Linked DNA regions of Homo sapiens: region 2 is linked to region 1. A link is an interaction called in ENCODE POLR2A ChIA-PET data of the cell type or tissue named here. Cell type or tissue: OCI-LY7. All regions are shown on one strand. Each heading gives the region's core, and the rest is flanking DNA. Links, peaks and the distances in the headings are about the cores only.

The links. ChIA-PET counts read pairs that join two places held together with the same protein. Peaks named below come from ENCODE experiments on the same cell type or tissue, not always from the same donor. Only the 100,000 strongest peaks of a DNase experiment are listed, where the experiment ranks them.
Region 2: POLR2A ChIA-PET joins it to region 1 with 10 read pairs; 2 of 35 experiments call an interaction of 5 or more read pairs at or near these places.

What each region holds. Positions count from the first base shown.
Region 1 is chr15:41,281,998-41,290,339 of GRCh38, reverse strand. OIP5-AS1 (OIP5 antisense RNA 1) reads right to left here and starts at 7,643. Exons shown (of 5, transcript NR_152821.1): 1 at 7,622-7,643; 2 at 4,240-4,329. RefSeq lists enhancers at 4,490-5,229, 6,714-7,455. In OCI-LY7, for the core only: CTCF peaks have their summits at 2,492 and 2,702; DNase peaks (open chromatin) are centred at 5,349, 5,769, 6,449, 7,199 and 2 weaker places; H3K4me3 peaks cover 3,090 bases; H3K27ac peaks cover 3,711 bases.
Region 2 is chr15:42,818,990-42,827,331 of GRCh38, reverse strand. The region is part of intron 6 of TTBK2 (tau tubulin kinase 2); the gene reads left to right. Among named protein-coding and RNA genes, the nearest start is that of TTBK2-AS1, 84 kb to the right of the region's middle. In OCI-LY7, for the core only: no CTCF peak of the experiment used is centred there; no DNase peak of the experiment used is centred there.

The DNA of each region.
Region 1 (8,342 bases), core at 291-8,290:
GAGACCAGCCTGGCCAACATGGCAAAACTCCATCTCTAATAAAAATACAAAAATTAGCTGGGTGTGGTGGCAGACACCTATAATCCCAGGTACAAGAGAGGCTGAGGCAGGAGAATAGCTTGAACCTGGGGGGTGGAAGTTGCAGCAAGCTGAGATTGTGCCACTTCACTCCAGCCAGGGCAAAAAACCAAAACAAACAAACAACAACAAAAAAACTTGCTGGGCTAGGTGCTCAATTTCTGCCCCCTAGATAGGGATATACTATATCGATGTAAAACTGTTGCTTGAGCAAAAATTTAAGTTGTCATTTATCAAATATTTATTCAGTGCTTCCTTTCTTTGAAAATTCTAAATTATTTATTTGAATAAATATATGCACGAGATAAGGTAAAATAGGGTAAACAGTGTTTCTTGCATATCCTTTTAGGAATATTCTATGGCTACAAAACATCTCTAGAGACATTTCCCACAAATGAAAGCACACTATATATTGTTCTGTACCTTGCTTTTTCTGTTAATGTATCTTAGAGATCATTCCATATCAGGACAAAGTACCAGTCTGTAAGTAAAGTACTACCTTTGATGTACTTTATTTACATCAGTTCTCTACACCATATATATATATATATATATATATATATATATATATATATATATATATATATATTTTTTTTTTTTTTCCCCCTGAGACAGTGTTGCTTTGTTGCCCAGGCAGTGGTGCAATCTCAGCTCACTGCAACCTCTATCTCCCAGGTTCAAGCAATTCTCCTGCCTCAGCCTCCAGAGTAGCTGAGACTACAGGCACTTACCACTATGCCCGACTAATTTTTGTATTTTTAGTAAAGACACAGTTTCACCATGTTGGCCAGGCTCATCTCTAACTCCTGACCTCAAAGAACCCACCCGCCTTGGCTTCCCAAAGTGCTGGGATTACAGGTGTGAGCTAACACACCCAGCCTACAGATGGATATTTAGATTACTATAAATATTGTGCTATACCAATGTCAAGTTTCTATTATTGTCTACTTGGACTTAAAGTTGTAAATCCAAGTGGTAAGGCCTTCTTCACTCTAAAGGGCATTTTGCCTCATCAGTTTTTATTCCCTTTCTTACTACTGATATATATATATCAATCATATATATCATATATACACACACATATATACATATACATACAAAGATTGTTTTATTTTTCAATGTTTTTATTGTGATAAAATACACATAAAATTCACCATATTAACCCTTTCGAGTATACAATTCAGTAGTATTAAGTACATTCATACTGCTGTGCAACCATCACCGTAATCCATCTCCAGGACTCATTTCTTCTTCCCAAACTGAAACCTTGTACACATTACACAGTAATTCCCTCTCGCTGCCCTTCCTGCAACCCCTGGCAACCATCATTCTACTTTCTGTCTCTATAATTCTGATGCTGCCCAAGCTGGGGTGCAGTGGCTATTCACAGGCACAATCAGCATACTGCAGCCTTGAACTTCAGGCCTCAAGCAATCCTACTACCTCAGTTTCCAGAGTAGCTGGGACTACATACAAGGTTTCAATCCTTGAAGCAGTTGTACACTGAATGGTTTTCATATAATTAATCAAGGTATAAGTAGGTGTTAATGGGTTGAACTGTGTCCTCCCAATATTCGTATGTTAAAAGTCCTAGCCCCTACTACCTCATACTGTGACCTTATTTGGTAATAGAGTCATTACAGATGTCAGCAGCTAAGATGAGGTCATTAACAGAGCAGGATGGACCCCAATCCAATATGACTAGTCTCCTTATATTAGGACTCAGATACACACACAGGAAGAACTTCATGTGAAGACTGGAGTTATGCTGCCACAAGTTAAGGAACCACAAGAAATTAGAAGGACTGGAAATTTTTTTTTCAGTGCCTTCAGAGGGACGGCCCTGCCAACACTTTGGTTTTAGACATCTGACCTTTATTTATAACTATCAAACAATTTCTGTTATTCTAAGCTACCCAATTTGTGGTGCTTTGTTACAGCAGGCCTAGGAAACTAAAACTAACACAGTAGGTATGAAGCCTATTTTGCAGATATAATGTCACTGTCAATTAAGAAAGGACACACTGGCCAGGCGCGGTGGCTCACACCTCCAATCTCAGCATTTTGGGAGGCTAAGGTGGGCGGATCACGAGGTCAGGAGTTCAAGACGAGCCTGCCCAATATGGTGAAACCCCATCTCTACTAAAAATACAAAAATTAGCTGGGCGTGGTGGCAGGTGCCTATAATGTCAGCTACTCAGGAGGCTGAGGCAGGAGAATCGCTTGAACCCGGGAGGCGGAGGTTGCAGTGAGCTGAGATTGCGCCATTGCACTTCAGCCTGGGCGACAAGAGCAAAACTCTGTCTCAAAAAAAAAATTAAATAAATATATTCCAAAATTTGCCTCGTTTAAGAGAAGAATGAATTATTATTAACTGTTCGCGGGAGTGTAGATCAGAACAGCCACTATGGAAAAACAGTATGGAAATTTTTTTTTGAGACGGAATCTCACTCTGTAGCCCAGGCTGGAGTGCAGTGGCGCGATCTTGGCTCATGGCAACCTCCGCCTCCCAGGTTCAAGCGATACTCCTGCCACAGCCTCCTGAGTAGCCAGGATTACAGGCATGAGCCACCGCGCCCAGCTGGGAGGTTTCTAAAGAAATTAAAAATGGAACCACCACATAACCCAGCACTCCCTCTTCTGGGCATATAACCAAAAAACATGAAATCACTTCATAAAGATGTCTGCACTCCTATGTTCAGTGGAACATTATTCACAATAGCCAAGATACAGAAAAAACCTAACTGTCCATCATCAATGGATGAATGGATAAACTGTAGAAACTACAGTGCATATATATGATGGCATATGTTACTCAGCCCTAAAAAAGAATGAGATCTTGGCCAGGCGCAGTGGCATATGCCTGTAATCCCAGCACTTTGGGATTAAGTCAAGAGTTTGAGACCAGCCTGGCCAAAATGGTGAAATCCTGTCTCTACTAAAAAAATATAAAAATTAACCAGGCGTGGTGGCGCACACCTGTAATCCTGGCTACTTGGGAGGCAGAGGCAAAAGAATCGCTTGAATTAGGGAGGCAGAGGTTGCAGTGAGCTGAGATAGCACCACTGCACTCCAGCCTGAGTGCAGTGACAGAGCAAGTGCTAAGACAGCAAGACTGTCTCAAAAAAAAAAAAAAACAAAATATTTTGCCATTTGTCACAGCATAGATGAGTCAGGAGGACTGAAAGAAAAACATTGCACAATCTCATTTACATGTGAAATTTTTTTAAAAAATCAAATATACAGAGTTAGAGAACAAAACAGTGATGTGGGAGTTAGTAAAGGAAGAGATATAGGTCAGAGAATATAAAGGAACAGGTACGTAGGCTGAACAAGTCTAACGATCTAATGTACAACATGACAACTATAGGTAATAAAATTATACTGTAAACAGGATCCATGCTAAATGAGATTTTAGCTGTTGCCACAAAAACAAAATAGCTATGTGAGACAATGGATGTTAATTTACTTCACTGTAGAAACCTTTTTACTATCTATATGCATCCCAAAACATCATGTTGTATACCTGAAATATACACAAAATTTATTTAAATAAAACCACCCAGTAACATTTTTTTTTAATCGTTATTTTTGGGTGAGATGGAGTCTGTCTCTGTGGCCCAGGATGGAGCGCAGTGGCGCAATCTCGGCTCGCTGCAGCCTCCGCCTCCCAAGTTCAAGCAATTCTCCTGCCTCAGTCTCCCAAGTAGCTGGGATTACAGGCGCGTGCCACCACACCTGCTTAATTTTTGTATTTTTTGTAGAGATAGGGTTCCCCCATGTTGCCCAGGCTGGTCTCAAACTCCTGACCTCAAGTATCTGCCCACCTCGGCCTCCCAAACTGCTGGGATTACAGGCGTGAGCCACCGGGCCAGGCCTATTTTTTAATCATTTGATTTCCTTCAATCTAATTAAATATGTGTCTGTTTTCTTTAGACAGTGAAAATTATTGGTAGTTTGAGCAAATGATCAAGATTACTCCTTTTTATTTAATACATTTCTTTTGTTGAAAAATAAAAGATTTAACTTAAATTTCAATAGCTTACAGTCATTTTTCATGTTCGTCTTCTGCTGAAGCTAACGGCTTATTGTTCCACTTCTATGTACCTGTTTTCAAGCTACTTAAACAGTATTTGGAACGATTAGCCCACAATTACTTACTTGCCAAGTCCTGAGTTCAGAATTTTGTTTTTGAGATGAATATAAAAGCACCTAAAGGTCAAGGAAAATTTTCTTCCTGTGATAAGGAACCTAAAAAGAAAAAGAACATTAAGGATATGGCCCTCACTGGTGCTAGTAATTTTAGTATACAATATTACTCAAACAGACAAGCTATTGTTAAAAAAAAATCAATATCATAAACTATTCAAAAGGAACAGTAAGAAAGCAGTTACTCTCTACCTGCACTGGCATTAATTTTAAAAAGATGTCAAGTCTTGGAGCAGTGGTTCTCAAGCTTTTATGAAACAGTGTCCTCTTTGAGAATCTGATACTATGGACCTTCTTCTTCCCACAAAAATGTATAATTGTGCATAAAATTTCCAGTAGTTTATGGACCCCTACTTAAGACCTTTGTGTCAGGCCTCTGAGCCCAAGCCTGCACGTATATATCCAGATGGTCTGAAGCAACAGAAGAATCACAAAAGAAGTGAAAATGGCCAGTTCCTGCCTTGACTGATGACATTACCTTGTGAAATTCCATCTCCTGGCTCAGAAGCACCCCCACTGAGCACCTTGTGACCCCCACCCCTGCCCGCAAGAACACAACCCCCTTTGACTGTAATTTTCCACTACCTACCCAAATCCTATAAAACTGCCCACCCCTAACTCCCTTTGCTGACTCCTTTTTGGACTCAGCCCGCCTGCACCCAGGTGAAATAAATAGCTTTATTACTCACACAAAGCCTGTTTGGTGGTCTCTTCGCACGGACGCGCCTAACACTTTGCTTTAGTGTAGATGACCACTCCCCTCTATAAGGTAGGGAGGAAGAATGTTCGGTTAGTTCCTCTCCTCTGGCCGATATTTTTTTTCTTCTCCTGGATGAGACAAAGACAAAAAAACAAAAAATAAACTGACAGAGCGACAAAAAAGGTCTCATATAAAAGTCCTTCTGTATTATTTTTCAGCTCTAGCAAATCCAGGGCCAACAAAGAGCATACCCAAAAACATTCATTTGTCTAATGGTGTGTCCGTTGGAACTTAACTAATGTGCCAGTTTTAAACAGGCCACACCAATTCAGAAACCTAGTAACAGGAACTTTCCTAGAATCTTACCTGAGAGACCGGATGAGGGTAAGGTTACAACAATCCAAATTACCAAAAGAGACAACCCGTTCGGTTAAAGGAGAACAGAATACCAAATGCCTCAGTGTTGACACTGTGCAACCCCACCACTTTACACAAACTACGTTCTAATAACATTTCCCTATCATTCTGTCTCTATAAAAACAATATTGTACACTGAACTCCTGTACTTCTGGGTCGGAAACCAAAAACGGTGAATTCTATCAAGACCCTGGCATCAGCCAAAATTAATGCGCCATTAGAACGTTATCAGGACATCAGTGCCAGAACCGCTTACTCAGATCATAAAAGTTTGGGAGGTGGGAGTGGGAGCGGACGGCTTTAGTAAAAGTTGCACCAGGGTGTCCGCGATAAACACACCCGAATGCAATTCCCAAGGGAAACCTGTTACAAGTCTCAAGGTCAACGGGCTGGGGACACAAAATACTCAGAGCCACAACAGGCCTCAACTGATACCGCTGACGGGCAAAGAGGGGGAACGAAGTCCTAAGGCGAGGGGTATAAGTAAATCAATAAAACAAAGATATTCTTCGAAAAATAAATCGATGGCAGAAGCAGCGGCTGCCAGATACAGCCCCGTGTGGGTGCAAGCAGAAAGCACAAAGGTGGCTAAAGGCACGGCACTGGGAAGGACCGAGACGGGCTGAGGGGTGGGCCGTGCAACACACCCAGAAGGCGGGTGACGGCTGCCCTGGAGCCGCCGAGGTTGGAACCCCCGCCCAGCCGAGGCCGAGGCCGGCTGCCCGCAACTCGCAGGTTCCTGCGCGCTTCCGTACCCGGCCCGTCTGGGCCACGCCACCTCCTCGGCGCCTGCTCGTCCCACCGTCACTGGCCTTCTCGGCTCACCTCGCACGGTCCAACAGATGCACTCGGCCTCCCGGGGGCTGCTCGCCCCCGGCCCAGAGGCCAGTTTGCAGCGGCACGCCTTACTCCGCCATCTTCGCAGCTTCTCAAGGTGGCCAACCCTGCGGTGGGCCGTTCCCACAAGCCCCGCCCCCGCCGCTGGGGCTGAGTGTTTATTGGGCATCGTCTTGCTCGCGCGCGCTCTCCTTGCGTCGTAGGTTGGTTGGAATGCACGTCAATCAATAGCACTCGCCCCACTCTTTCGATCCGGATTGGGTCCCAGAATTGAGGTAACAGGGAGAAATGCTTTTGTAATTCAATTATTAAGAATGTAAAATTTCCGCCGTAGAAGCTGTACCACGTGGTAAGATAGTGTGGCTAGGCCGCGTGACTATTTTAAGCCACTGTTAGGTTAAACTGTAGTACTAATAATTTCATTCTCAGGCCCGAGGGTTTTTGTTTTGTTTTGTTTTTTGAGACAGAGTCTCTCACTGTCGCCCAAGCTGGAGTGCAGTGGCGCGATCTTGACTCACTGCAACCTCCGCCTCCCGGGTTTAAACGATTCTCCTGCCTCAGCCCCTCAAGTAGCTGGGACTACAGGCGCATGCCACCACACCCAGCTAATTTTTGTATTTTTAGTAGAGACGAGATTTCACTACGTTGGCCAGACTGGTGTCGAACTCCTGACCTCAGGTGATCCACCCGCCTCGGTCTCCCGAAGTGCTGGGATTACAGGCATGAGCCACCGCGCCCAGGCTTTTAATCCAGGGGTAGCACAACACCTAGGGAAAAAATTTAATGCTTCCAGTTTGTCTCTGTCTTTGACTCTTAAAGGGCCCAAACGTTGTCCGGCTGTTTACAGCTTTGGTCAATACAGGAGAGAAGGATTCGTCACTTTTCTGAAGGCCCTCCTGCATAGAGGAAACCTGCTGTAACTGGCAGTTTTGTTGTTTGCTACACCCAACTGTAGGGCATCCTTTCTTCTGCATCATTTCCCAGAGGGGCAGGTGTCAGGCCTCTGAGCCCAAGCTAAGCCATCATATCCCCTGTGACCTGCACGTATACATCCAGATGGCCTGAAGCAACTGAAGATCCACAAAGAAGTGAAAATAGCCTTAACTGATGACATTCACCATTGTGATTTGTTTCTGCCCCACCCTAACTGATCAATGTACTTTGTAATCTCCCCACCCTTAAGAAGGTTCTTTGTAATTCTCCCCACCCTTGAGAATGTACTTTGTGAGATCCACCCCCTGCCCACAAAACATTGCTCCTAACTCCACCGCCTATCCCAAAACCTGTAAGAACTAATGATAATCCACCACCCTTTGCTGAACTCTCTTTTCCGACTCATCCCACCTGCACCCAGGTGAAATAAACAGGCTTGTTGTTCACACAAAGCCTGTTTGGTGGTCTCTTCACACGGACACGTGACAGCAGGGAGGGTATACGTGGGGTGGCTCCTCTTCGGGGTTATGACAAGCGAGGCCCAGCGTAGGCAGTGTAGGTCCACTGTGCTTGCCAAACACCAAGAGGGCTGTCATCTGGGTGGATTCTTAGAAATGCAGATTCCTGGCCTGGCACGGTGGCTGTAATCCCAGCACTTTGGGAGGCTGAGGCGGGTGGATCAGCTGAGGTCAGGAGTTCAAGACCAGCCTGGCCAACATGGTGAAACCCCAATCTCTACCAAAAATACAAAAATTAGCCAGGTGTGGTGGCACGTGCCTGTAATCCCAGCTACTCAGGAGGCTGAGGCAGGAGAATTGCTTGAACCTGGGAGGCGGAGGTTGCAGTGAGCCAAGACTGTGCCATTACACTCCAGCCTGGGCAAGAGTGAGACTCCATCTCAAAAAAGAAATGCAAAGAAAAAGCCATGTAAAACCAGAGTATGTCACCGCTGAGGCTGCACATGAATGAGGAGGTGGGCAATTTAAGGAATGGACATATACTGGATTTTTAGGCTTTTTCTACATTTAAGGAGTCAGGGAGTCAAGAATAGAAATTGCGTCTTAGCTGGAATGAATGGGAAGTGGCCACGGCTGACAAAACCATGTCGAAGCCAAAAGTGCTGGCCCCTCGATGAATGTTTCCACTTCATATATCCAGGCAGCAGCAG
Region 2 (8,342 bases), core at 136-8,135, 1.5 Mb before region 1:
CAACTCTGGGTACTGGTCTCCCCCTTCTAGGGCTTGTTGTTATTTTTTGTTTAGTGTCCGACAGGATCATTTTAGTGAAATCTATTCCGTTCTTCCTCCCTCCCTGCCAACCATACACACAGTATTAAGACTCTGCTGTTGCTCTTCAGGGTGGTGCGTCTTTGGGTATGACCACAATTACACTGTGATGGTAGTGGTACCAGTAAGGCTCACTTCTGCTCTTTCCTTGGCCACATCCAGCTGTTGAACTTCACTAATTGCAAGCCAGTTACTTTATTGTTTATGACAATATCTTGGGGGCATAAATACCTTGACTAATTTAATCAAATTGTGGCTTCTAAAATGGAATCATTTCTGAAGTCAGTGTTTGATCATTGTTCTGACGTCAGGTCCTTCAGCTATCTTTTCCCCCTAGTTCTCTCCTGCCCAGCTATTCTCTAAGCTGTATGTTCAGTGAATTTCCTCCCAGTTCCCTTTACCACAACCTCTATTTTTGATAGGGCTTTTAGGTTTGTTAAAAAGAAAACATTAGGCAAACTAAATTGAACAGAGTTTAGTTGAGCAAAGAATGATTCATGAATCAGGTAGCCCCGAGAATAAGAATAGGTTCAGAATGACTCCGGGGCTGTCACATGGTCAGATAACATGTCTGAACATAAAAAGTAAAATGAGTACAGAAAATTTGAGGTACAGAAACAGCTGGATTGGTTATAGCTGGGCATTTGCTTTATTTGAATCTGTTTTGAACAGTTGGCTGATGTGGTTGGCTGAGACTTGGCTATTTGTTACAAGAGTAGTTTACAGTCTATTTACACATCAAGTTAGGTTACCATCAGTACCTGTAGGCCAGCCATAAAACATGTACAGAGGCAGTTTTAGGCCAAACTTAATTTAGCAATAAAACCGTAAGGCATTGATGTCACTCTGTCAATATCGTAAATGGACTTATTTGGTCTCCTTATGGGATTCAAATGAGACCAAGTCTTATTTGGTCTCAGCTCCTGTCTGTTTTGGGATCTGTCTCCTTCTTTAAAGTTTTGGTTTGATGAAATTAATAATAAATCTAAAATAAAAAATAAATATAAAAATAAAAGTTAATGTCATACTTTTTTGGATTGTGGTTGAAATAATTTTCTCATATTCTACTAATGTAAAATCAAAAGTTCCCATTGTAGATTTGTTTCATATGTACAATTATTTATTTATTGCTAGGAAACTTGAATTGGTTGTTTGGACTGTCTAAGTATACCGTCATGTTATCTGCAGAAATCTGTATTTTGATTTTGTTTATTTTGTCTTGCTATATATATATATATTCCAAAAGAGTGTAAAAAACATTAAAAAATTAAGGAAGAATAACAAAACATCACTGGCCTCCATCTAGGTTAAGAAATGGCATGTTACCGTCTTAGAAGCATGCTGTGGGTCCTTTCCTGATCATATCCCTTTTTCTTCCTCAAGCAGCACTGACAAATACAGCTTACTATGATGATAGCAATGTTCTGTATCTGTACTGTCTTATATGGTAGCCACTAGCTACATGTGGCTATAGAGCACTTGGATTGTAGCCAGAGCAAATGAGGAACTGAATTTTATTTTATTTTATTTTATTTTTTCGAGATGGAGTCTCGCTCTGTCGCCCAGGCCAGAGTGCGATGGCGCCATCTCGACTCACTGCTACCTCCGCCTCCTAGGTTCAAGTGATTCTCTTGCCTCAGCCTCCCCAGTAGCTGGGACTACAGGCGCCCGCCACCACACCCAGCTAATTTCTTTTTGCGTTTTTAGTAGACATGGGGTTTCACCATGTTGGCCAGGCTGGTCTTGAACTCCTCACCTCAAGGGATCCACCCTCTTTGGCCTCCTGAAGTGCTGGGATTACAGGCATGAGCCACCACACCTGAACTCAGGCCCAGGAACTGAATTTTAAATTCAATTAATTTTAAGTGGCTATCATATTACCCAGTGCAGCCCTTGACATACTCTCCATTCTATATTTTGTGTTAACTAATTTCTTTGTTTTCTTTCTTCTCTCTTCTGCAGATCTTGAGGGTACTTGTTTTGGAGTTAGGGAGCAGATGCAGATAGCTGCCATGACAGGCCTTCATGTTTAGCTTATAAATTTAACCCAATCTACTTCTAATTTTTTTATCCAGTGCCTCTCTCCCTCTTCCCTCTCATATTCCTTTCCCTCTGCTTTTTACATTTATTATTATTATTTAAAGAGACAGGGTCTTGTTCTGTTGCACAGGCGGGAGTGCAGTGGTAAAATCAAACCCATTGTAGCCTCAAACTACTGGGCTCAGGTGATCTTCCTGCCTCAGCTTCTCAAAGTTCTAAAATTACAGGTGTGAGCCACCGTACCTGGCCTCCTCTGCTTTTTTATTATTTTATTATTATTATTATTTGCTTTTTCCCCTGATTTGATGTATATTGTTGTCATTTTTTATTATTATTTTTCATTTCTATTTTGGGTTTGGGGCACCTGTGCAAGTTTGTTATATAGGTAAACTCATGCCATGAGGGTTTGTTATATAGAGTATTTCATCACCTGGTTACTAAGCCTAGTACCCAATAGTTATTTTTTCTGCTCCTTTCTTTCCTCCCACCCTCCATCCTGAAGTAGTCCCCAGTGTACATCGTTCCCTTTGTGTCTACGAGTTCTCATCATAACAGATACTGTTTTATTATCACAGTAAATACCCTGTTGGCTGATCAATATGTAATAGTAGTTGGTCTGTTAATTGAAAAGATTCATTAAGGATGAAGAATCATGACATATTACTTTAAGCATTTTTTATATTTTTCTTTGTTTTCTAAGTCTTTTTGTTTTCAAGTAGTTAAGACTCATAAGAAGTTACAAAAATAGTACAGTTACCGTGTACCTTCATCCAGCTTCCTCCAGTGATAATACCTTACATAATCATAGTACATTGTCAAAACTGGGAAATTGATGTTGGTATAATATTATTAACTCAAGTACAGACTTAGATTTTACCAGGTTCAACATGCACGTTTTGGTGGGGGAGGGGTGGTATATGAAATTTTATCACATGTATAGATTCATATAACCAACTGCTATAGTTTGAATATTTGTCCCATCCAAATCTGATGTTGAAATTTGATTCCAGTGCTGGAAGTGAGGCCTAATGGGCAGGGTTTGGGTCGTGGGATGGATCACGCATGAATAGATCACTCCCCTCCCTTGGGAGCGGAGGGGTCGTGAGTTCTCACTCTGTTAGTTCTTATGAGAGCTGATTGTTAAAAAGAGCCTGGCACCTTCCCCCACCTTCTTGCTTCCTTTCACACCATGTGACCTCTGCACATGCCTCCTCTGCTTTGCCTTCTACCATGAATGGAAGCAGCCTGAAGCCCTCACCAGAAGCAGATGCTGGTGCCATGTTTCTTGTACAACCTGCATGCAGAACTGCGAACCAAACAGACCTCTTCTTTATAAATTTTCAGCCTCAGGTATTCCTTTATAGCAAGGATGCCCAATCTTTTGGCTTCCCTGGGCCACATTGGAAGAAGAAGAATTGTCTTGGGCCACACATAAAATATACTAACAATAGCTGATGAGCTAAAAAAAAAAAAAATCACACAAAAAAAATAATGTTTAGGAAAGTTTGTGAATTTGTGTTGTGTTGTGTTCAAAGCCATCCTGGGCCACATGTTGGGCAAGCTTGTTTTGTAGCAGTACAAATGGACTAAGACATCAACACCATAATCCAGATACAAAACTATTCTATCACCACGAAAGAACTTCCTCAAAACATAAATGTATATTTATTTACCAATCTTGTGGTATAGGACCATCAGTCAGAAGGCATTACAGAGGGAATGATGGAGTGTATCTGTTATACCAGTGTGGTGTTTACGAAGTTGGTTTTGACAGCCTCTACTCTTTATCACCTTTAAGATGTATTAGTTACATTAAGTAGGGTTGTGAGGGGCAAAGAAGTCCTAAACTATATATATATATGCAACACTTTGATTCATAATTTCATAGTTGAACTTCTGTTTACCTAATGATTTGAATCTGCCTGTTCATTTTTTGTATGTATCCTGCTTTTAAGGCATTCCCCAGTTTCAGCCCTTCAGCTGGCATCTCACACTGGCCCTTTGTGTCTAAGCTCTTGGAGTGACATGTTTTCTCGTTGCTCCCTTCCTAACCATTCACCTGAAACTTCCAGTGCCTAGGATTGTAGTAACTTACATAAGAAAAATGTTTAAAGTCTTTTTTCTCTGTTAGTATTTCAGAATTTAGCTGAATTTGAGATATTTTCTTAATTCCATTGGGAGTAGTTGTATTACATAGTTCTCCTTGAATTTTTTCCCCTGATCCTTTCCCTTTTGTTAGCAATAGGCCAGGGCTCATTCCTAGAGTCATTCTCTTCTTTCTTGATTTATTCTCCTAGGAGTTCATCCCATCTCTAACATACATTCCCTCCTTTACATTCACACTGCTTCTGTCCTTGTACTAATTTTGTTGTTTCTTGTTTTAATTGTTAAAATAGTTTCCTCACTCATCTCTCTGTCTTCTCCTTTCAGGCTATCTGTTATACTTCCACCAGAGTCAACATCCATCCAGAGCATTTTCTCAATTGTTACTTTCCAGCTTAAAAATATTTTATGAATTCCAATTACCTACTGTTATAAGCCAAATTAAAGAAGACCTTAATTTGACATTTAAGTCCTTCCTTAATCTGACTTCAACCTATTTTTCTGTTTTTTTTTCTCTCATGGTCTGCTGCAGTCATATCAGATTTGTTTCTCTAACACCAACAGTACTTTCCTCCCTCTTTGCATTGTTCACTATGTTCTTTTTACTTAAAATGCATCTCATTTTTTCTGTTGTAATTCTGTCAGCCCTTCAAGGCCCGGTTTATTTTTTCTTTTTTGTTTTCATTTGAATATCTAGGTATCAAATAAAATATGCTCATAGATTGTTAAATACTTTCACTTTTTTACTTTCTTTTTCTTTCAAAATGTTTTTAAATATAAATTTCAAATAGATAATATATTCATGTGATGCAGAAATTAAAGAATTAAAAATATATCAAAACTAAACACTTATACTCTTTGAAAGACATTGTTAAGCAAATGAAAAGACAAGTCACAGATGGGGAAAAATATTTGCAGAACGCACATCTGATAAAGGTTTTATATCCAAGATCTGTAAACAACTCATACAACTCAATAAAAAGAAAACAACACAATAAAAATGGACTAAAGATTTGAATAGACATTTTATCAAAGAAGAGATACAAATGGCAAATAAGCATGTTAAGAGATGGTCAATATCATTAGTTATTAGGGAAATGCAAATTAAAACCCTGGCAAGAGGCTGGGCATGGTGGCTCACACCTGTAATCCCAGCACTTTGGGAGGCCAAGGCAGGCAGATCACGAGATCAGAAGATTGAGACCATCCTGGCTAACACGGTGGAACTCCGTCTCTACTAAAAATACAAAAAATTAGCTGGGTGTGGTGGCGGGCACCCTGTAGTCCCAGCTACTTGGGAGGCTGAGGCAGGAGAATGGGGTGAACCCGGGAGGTGGAGCTTGCAGTGAGCCAAGATCACGCCACCGCACTCCAGCCTGGAGACAGAGTGAGACTCTGTCTCAAAAAAAAAAACAAAAAAAAAACAAAAAACAAAAACCCTGGCAAGATACCACTGCCTACCAGTTAGAATGGTTAAAACAAAAACCAGACAATGCTAAGTGCTGACAAGGGACAGAAATCATTGGTTGTCAGAGACTAGGGGTGGGAGGGATTGACTCAAAGGGGCATTAAGGAAACTTACTGGAGTGATGGAAATATTTGATATCTTAGTTGTGATGGTAGTTATATGACTTTATGTCAGTCAAAACTCATAGAACTGTATACATAAAGTATGAATTTTACTGTAAGTAAATGATACCTCAATAATTAAAAGTAAAGCAAATTAAACCTGACTTGAAAATAAATTAAAAAGTTAACAGTGAAATAAATCTCCATTTCACCTCTGCCTATTCCAAATCTACTCATTTCCTATACTGTCTCTGATTCTTCCCCCTGCTCCCTACATTCACCTTTAGGTAGCTGTACTGTTATTAGTTTCTTTAATATATTCTTCCAGAATTTCTTTATTCACATACAATAAATACAAATGAACATTCTTAATTTTCCCTTTTTGATTCAAAAGGTAGCATGATATACATTCTATACCTTTCTTTTTTTCACTTGTCAGTGTATGTAGACGATCTTTCCATGTTAGTATATAGAACTTCCTCATTCTTTTTTTTTTTCTTTTAGACAAAGTCTCACTCTGTTACCCAAGCTGGAGTGGAGTGGCACGATCTCAGCTCACTACAGCCATGGCTCAGCAGTCCTCCTGCCACATCCTCCTAAATAGCTGGGGGATTCTCCCATCTCAGCCTCCCAAGTAGCTGGTAGCTGGGGCTATAGGTGTGTGCCACCATGCCCAGCTAATTCTTTAATTCTTTTTTTTTTAGAGACGGGGGTCTCACTATGATGTTGCCCAGGTTGGTCTTGAACTCCTGGCCTCAAGTGAGCCTCCTGCCTTACACTCCCCAAATTCTGGAATTATAGCCATGAACTACTGTGCCTGGCCCGACCCCTTTTTTTTTTTGCAGCTTCAGAGTGTATTCCATTATTTGGGCATACTATAATTTATTTAATCAGTGTCTCCTATTGGCAGACATTTAGGTTGCACAAAATCTTTTGCTGTCACAAACACTGATGGTAGTGACTGACTTTGTACATCCACTATTTTTGCACAAATGCAAGTATATCTGTGAGATAGATTTCCAGAAGTGAAATTGTGAGACAAAGTGAATATATGCATTTACAATTTTGATAAATATTGCTGAAGTGCCATCAATTGAGGAAGTTTCAAGAGATTATTTGTTTCAAGACCCAGTAAAATGCTGCCTATTCCTAAGACTTGTCCTTCCTCTCTCCTACTACATGGAACTAATCCTTACCTGTCCCGAGTGTTTATATTTCATTGTGCTTCACTAATGATATTCATTATAATCTGCTTTAAATTGGAATCATTTGCATATGTGACTGTTTTTCTCCAGTTGGGTTTGAGTTGTCTTTACTACATTAAATAAGGTCATTGAATTTCCTTGATCTGACATTATTTCTTTTTCTTATTAGAATTAGATGAGATATGCAAACTGGTATTATTTCTTTGACTACTTATGTCAAGATTTCTCTAAACAGCTGATTTCTGTTTTCTCTATTTCAGTCTTTCTATGGCAGAAGTAAGGTCAGAGCCAGGCAGGGGAAACTCTTAAGTAGAAAGAGTCTCCTGGGCTTGACTTGGCTAGAATCCATCAGGGAGAAGTCTAGATGCCCAATCAACTGTGGACTAGGCTGCAGAATGTGATAATAAGTCTGGAGATTTTCATTCTGACAGTTACTGGAATGAAAATAATTGGGCAAAATTACACAACACAAAAAAATTCTATGTTAGCTGAAGGGTCATGTCAGGTAATGAATAAAAGTACAACCTCTGAAACGTTATTTACCAAAAAAGATTCATAGTAGACTTTCATATATTCTCTTAGACAATTTTCTTCTAAAAAGAGAACTCTCCAACCTTAGTTCCATCAATCAAATGGAGAATATTAGGTATTCCTGTTAATCATGATGTCTTAGGAAAATATTGAGATCCACTGACTATGATTGTCAATGAATGACAGCTAAGAAAATAATGGGGATTTTTTTAAAGATTGCAGGAAATTTTAATTACTGAGACTTGCCATTAAATACAGAATATTTTAAAATAGTTGTCTTAAAAACCAAACAAAAGTAAAGGGAAAGAGAGTATTTAATGAAGGAAGAAATGAAATAGCTAACTTGATTAAACATAGATTATAAAAATGAGCAAGTGGAGGAAGAACACATAGATTGTTTATCCTGTGCAATAACATACAACCAAATTATTCTGGTAAGGACTTTTTTTTTTTTTTTGAGACAGAGTCTCACTCTGTTGCCTGGCTAATTTTTGTATTTTTAGTAGAGATGGGGTTTCACCATGTTGGTCAGGATGGTGTCGATCTCTTGACCTTGTGATCTGCCCGCCTCAGCCTCCCAAAGTGCTGGGTTACAGGCATGAGCCACTGCGCCCGGCCAGGATTTTTAAAATAACGTTTACTATCTTTTCTGACTACAAAAGTAATACATGTTAATTGAGAAAAATTTGAGGTTACTTAAGAAAAAAAAAACCCAAAAATTATACTAATGAAAAGTGTGTCTATGATCATTTTCAAGTTTGGCAGTTGTCATATTGAGCTACAGTGCCACCCACGAATCGTCAGGGTACTGACTTG